2 separate regions of the Homo sapiens genome follow, and region 2 is linked to region 1. A link is a contact called in ENCODE Hi-C or POLR2A ChIA-PET data. All regions are on one chromosome and are shown on one strand. Each heading gives the region's core, a stretch centred on a gene start or an enhancer-like site at or near the end of the contact. The rest is flanking DNA. Distances are from core to core; before and after follow the strand shown. Region 1 overlaps CDH23 (cadherin related 23). Region 2 overlaps CDH23 (cadherin related 23).

Evidence for each region. Hi-C counts contacts between places; a loop is a spot of excess contacts on that map. ChIA-PET counts read pairs that join two places held with the same protein, here RNA polymerase II (POLR2A). Pooled maps may share reads with other maps.
Region 2: a pooled map shows a loop between it and region 1 (2.1-fold over the local background). The contact joins two enhancer-like sites. A Hi-C loop is called at or near these places in 3 of 50 pooled maps. POLR2A ChIA-PET finds 5 or more read pairs at or near these places in 2 of 52 experiments (HEK293 and K562).

The regions. Positions count from the first base shown.
Region 1 is chr10:71,725,912-71,728,580 of GRCh38, forward strand. All of the region lies in intron 30 of CDH23 (cadherin related 23), which reads left to right. It also overlaps a transcript of C10orf105 not described here. Among named protein-coding and RNA genes, the nearest start is that of C10orf105, 7.5 kb to the left of the region's middle. RefSeq lists enhancers at 1-813, 1-572, 573-1,345. Within about 2 kb of position 1,365, at least 29 of the 41 ENCODE cell types and tissues checked have a DNase peak (open chromatin) inside an H3K27ac peak, as active enhancers do.
Region 2 is chr10:71,666,207-71,668,875 of GRCh38, forward strand. All of the region lies in intron 14 of CDH23 (cadherin related 23), which reads left to right. Among named protein-coding and RNA genes, the nearest start is that of C10orf105, 52 kb to the right of the region's middle. Within about 2 kb of position 1,370, at least 2 of the 41 ENCODE cell types and tissues checked have a DNase peak (open chromatin) inside an H3K27ac peak, as active enhancers do.

The DNA.
Region 1 (2,669 bases), core at 115-2,614:
GTGATAGAATCAGGACTGGAGCCCCCATCTTCTGAATCCAAGTTCAGTGCCCTTTCCAATGAAAGTGACCCTAATATATTCCAGTCACCTCTCCCAGCTGCCTCATCAAATGTATTCTTTCCTGCCCAGCCTTATCTGTGCAGCCAAAATCAAATCAGCCTTAGTCCTCCCGAATGGCTGAAAACCTACACACAGATGTTCCCACTGGTTGTGTTATGTGTACTACCGCCAGCAGGGGGATGACTGAGATGAATGAGATGACCTCTCAAGGCCGCTTCACCCCCACCCCTACACACTCAGCAGCCCCCAGCCCCTTCCCCTAAACCAGTGAGTCAGACCCCAGACATCAGGAGTAGGAGGGAGATGGGAAGAGTCAGGCAGAGCAAGCAGGGACTTTCACCCAGAACTGAGTGCCCGGCTCCTCTTATCAGCCCCATCTCCACCCCCTGCTTCCCCCAGGCTGGAAACAATGAGCGGTGGTCACCGGGTACTCACGATCACAAACACGATGGGTCTGATTGCTCAGGGGCTGTGCTGGGGTGGGTGACTCAGCCCTGACCCAGCTCCTGCTGACACCTCCAACGCTTTGCCCCAAGAAGAGCTGGGAAGACACCTGGGTCCTTGCAACTGCCCTGAGTGAGACCTGCCCTGTGGAAATGGCTGAGAGGGTCAGATCCCCTGGTTCTTACAGGGCCCTGGTGATGGAGACTCAGACACAGTAACCTGGACATGCACATAGCCATGCTGGCTTGCATGACTGTGAATCTTATTCGTGGGCTGGTCAGTACGCCCTCATCAGAGCCTGCCTTGTGTGGGGCCTACTTCAGGGCACAGAGTGACTGATGTCAGCGAAGCTGGGGTTGGGTCTCCAGACTTCAGGCTTCCTAACCACAGCCCTCCATGTGGCCCTCGCTCCCCGCTCCCTCACCCAGGCGTGGTGGGCTCCTGCCTCCTCCCATCAGTGCCTCAGCATTGTGGCTGCAAACCTCCTTTAGCCACAAACCTTCTGTATACACAAAATGATATGCAGCATCCCAGGGTACAGTGTAAAACAGATCGAAGCCAGACTGTGACAATCAGTGCAGGGGTGGGGCTCCCAGAGCCACACCTGCTCAGCTACTTACGTCCTGCCCGTCTCCCCTGAACCCTGAGGAATAATAAACCCTCACACGTGCCCGATATTTTTCTAAATGCCTCGTGTACTTTAACCTCCGTAACCCTCATAATAGCCTTATGAAGTAGGCACTGTTAATACCCCCATCTTACAGATGACAAGACTGAGGCAAAGAGGAATTAGCCGACTTGTTCAGGGTCACACAGCGGTAAGGGTGGAGCCAGGCTTCATGCCTTGGCAGCCAGCTTGAGCCTGTCCCCTTAACCACTACACTCCACTGCCTCACATAAGCCTCTTCAAAGCCCAGTCAGAAACCACTGCCTCATCCCCACAGGGTAATTTTAAGGTGAGAATTTGAGGGCTGGCCCCTGGGGCAGGTGCTTGGTGGCACTGTAGTACACAGCCTCCACACCCATGAGACCCGGGAGAGCTGGGGGCCTTCCTGAAGGCAATGTGGGGACTCTGGCTTTCCGCTGGACTCATTTTCCCAGCAGCAGGGGAGAGACGGCTTGCAGGAACCATCCACATCCTCCAGTTCCTGCCTCAGAGACCGGGGACAGCCCCAGTGAGGGGCCGGGGAGTACAGAGTGAGACAGTCCCCTTAGAGACTGGGTGTCTCAGGGTGTTCACGACACATACACACACACACACGCACATATGCCCACGCACACCTCCTCTCCCTGTCCTCCTAACCACTAGCACCCCATTTTGCAGATGAGGAAACTGAGGCAAAGCACTGCACTGGCACAGCACTGGACAGGCACAGCACTGGACAGAAAGCAGGTCTGGTTCTCCAGGAAGCCCAGTTGCTCCCACTTGCTCAGCAAGAACCTGACAGACCTCTGCTTCCTGTACATCTGTGCCTCTCAGGTTTGCAAACCATCTTGCCTCCTCCTGTCTCTGCTGCTAAAAACAGGCTGAAACCGACCAGAGGCTGGTGGCATGTAGCCAGACTCATGGAGGACAGGCCACACCCCAGCTCCCTGCCACCTCTCTCATCTTGTCATTGTACTGTCAGCCTGGCCCTGTTTTTTCCCCACAACCCTTGGAGTCAAGGTCATTTGGACAAGCAGATTGAGGAAGGGTAAGGCGCACAGTTTTGCAAGAGGAGTGGTTAGTTTCTGTTTACCGAAAAAGAGTTCCTGAAATTCATCCATGCAAACTCCCCCCCGCACCCACCCTACCCAGGATCTTCCCCAGCCAAGTTCTGGGTGAAGCCAAATTTAGGTTCCAGCCTGTGAACAGCTGTGCTCTGGAGTGGACATGTTAGTTTGCATAGTGGGTTCTGGGTGTCTGGACATGAAAATTCTAATGACACAGCAGAGCTTTGGGAACCCTAGAAGCAGCGATGCAGAGAAACTTTTACACCCATATGCCTCTCTGCCCCCAGCCCTGCCACCCTCCCCACCCCAGAGTCCTCCACTGGTCAGGCTGCTGTTTTCGGCTTCTACCAGCCAGAAGCTCTGTCACTTCTCTCCAGCTGATTCCCAGCTAATCCCCAAAGAGAAAGCAGGGCTGATCCCAGAGGCAGTGACCAGATGCCAGACACACACGC
Region 2 (2,669 bases), core at 120-2,619, 60 kb before region 1:
CCAGTAGCACCCTCTTGTTCTACGGCCTCCCACATGCTCAGAAGGCCCAGAGCAGGCACGAGAGCCTTTTCCTGTGATCACAGCCCCCCAATATCTCCCCTCCACCCCACCGCTCACTCCCTGGTACCATTGCCAACCCAGGACGTGTACTCTCTTATCCGTCACACAAAATGCAATGGGAGCCATTTTCCTTCAAGCACCCATCATTTCCTTTTCTCCCAGGTGCATGGCCACCCCCAGGAATGCCCATAAAGGCACTCAGAGAGCAGCTTCCCACCACACTTCCCCTTTGCCCATCTAACACCCACCATGCTCCCATCCATCCAGCCCTGGCTTCCTTCTCAGATTAAATCACTTCCTTCTGAGATGAGAGGGGAAAATCAAGGCTCCAAGCATTTTCCTAGAAGTGTGGGGCAGACTGGATGGTATTTGCTGGCCATTGGCTTCTACCTCACACGCCAGAGAGAAGCTGGAACCCTTGTCCACAGCACTATGGGAGGGAAGGAAAAAGGGCCTCGGGGGCCCCAGCAGGCATGTGGAGGTCACCCTGGCCTCTGGGCTACCGGGTTCCTGCAGCAGAGTCCTCCTACCTCCTGCCAGCCACTCCAACCCCCCAGAGCTTACAAGAGTGCAGTTAATCTCACACAGTTTAAGGACTTATACAGAGGGGCTCAGTGAATGATGAATGAGGAAAGCATTACCAGCGAAGCACCGGGGCTCCACAGAGCTGTTTAAAAATGCATTCTCCCATGTAAATTTCTGCTCCATCAATCCTTATGACATGTCAAACATTGCTATTGTTTCCTGAACAAATTGTACCGCGTGCCCTTCTCTGCAGATTTGTGCATGAGAGCAGAACTCCTCACCGGCACCGGCCGCCTGCCTCTGTTGCTGGGACCCAGGGCTGCTGCGGAGGCAGCTGGGCCTGCCTTGCTTCAGAGCAGAAGCCCCGTGCGGGGCATTCCTGTGAGTGTGCGTGCGTGACGGGAGTGTGGGCGCTGGTGAGGAGTGATTGAGTGCGTGCCTGCCAGCCTGTGGTCTGCAGGGACAGACACCCAGGTGTCTAGGGAGGGGGTGTGGAGGAGACCACAGGGGCTGAGACTGGGCTGGAGACAAGTAGGGGTGCTGCTTGAGGCAGAGAAAGAGAGAGAGAGTGTGTGTGTGTGTGTGTGTGTGTGTGTGTGTGTGTGCGCGTGTGTGTGTGAGGGGTGGAGGTGTGGGAGACCTCTGAGTAGAGTCTACCTGAGCCAGACAGGGAGAGAAAAGGAAAGTTTCTAGGAGAGTGTGCAGGGGGTACAGGATGCAGAAAGTTGTTCGCAGCTGCCTGAGATGCAGAGAGAGGAAGAGAAAGGGGTTGTGTGTGGTGCGTGCATGTGTTTAAAGAAGTAGGAAGTATGGAGACACAGGAAGAGAGATGACACGAAGACACACAAGGCAGGCAACCTGTAAGGTGGGGGACCCTGTTCCAGGGCAAATCAATGGAAAAGGGTGAGAGATGATGACTGTTAATTGCAAAGAAAGCCTGGGTAAGAAGGGGTTCTCAGGAAGGGGACAAAGAGACAGGAGGGCCTGAACACTGTTGGAATAGCGGGTCCCCAGAGAGTGGGCATAAGATGTTGCGCTGAGCACCAGAGGGCCGGGAGCTGGGCTGGACATAGAGTTTTGAATGCACAAGATGAAGGGGGACTACATGAGAGGGTGCCATGGGAAAAGCCCCAGGTGGGTCAGGAAGGGCACCTGCAGCCAGCCAGACTGCCCCATCCTTCCAAGGTGGCCTCAGGTTGGGCCACACAGCTCCCTCCAATCCAGGCCCTAAGCCACCTGCACAGACCAAGACCAAGCCTGGGATGGGGTGGAGTCCTTCTTTAAGGGTCTGTGGGAAGCACCTGCTTGGGTATCTGAGGGTCTAGGCTCAGGGGCTGCATCCTGGGAAACCACAGCCAGAGACCCCTGCCACCACAGCCAGAGACCCCTGCCACCACAGCCAGAGACCCCTGCCACCTTTGCTGGCAGGCATAGCTAGAGTTGCTGGGAGCCCGCTCTTTCCAAGCAGAACGTAGGGAGCAGAAGCCACCATGGCAAGAAGGGCAAACTGCCTGTGGGGGCCCATCGGTCTTCAACAGGGCGAGGAGGATGACCCTAGTAGGAGCACCCTGGATCCCATGGCCGAGCTCTCAAGCTCAGACTCAGACTTCTCAGGCTCAGACTTCACTCCCCCAGCCCCACCAAAGGGAGGAGCAAGGGAGGGGAGGTCTTAAGAGCACACGCCTTGGAGTTAACCATGTTGATTCATGTTCTAGCGCTGTGACTGTTTCACCCTGGCCAAGTCGATTGATCTCTCTTGAGTCTCTGTCCCCTCCTTCATCTATAAAGTGGGGATACTATGGTGCTGGTCCTATAGGGCTGTTGGGAAGACTGAATGAAATAAAGTGCAGGAAATGCTTGGTAAATTTGGTGGCACATAGTTAAGTGCTCAAAACGAAATGTCAGAGGGGCACCCTCTTGCCCCTTCCCCTCGCTACAGCCAGGAGAAAGACTGGCATTGCTGACTCAGGCCTCACCAGTCCAAGCATGTAGCAATTCCCCCACCACAGGCTCCTCCAATCACCTTGTATTAACCTTGGAATTTTTCACCCCCGTATGTATTTATTTTTTTCCTTTTTGTCAGC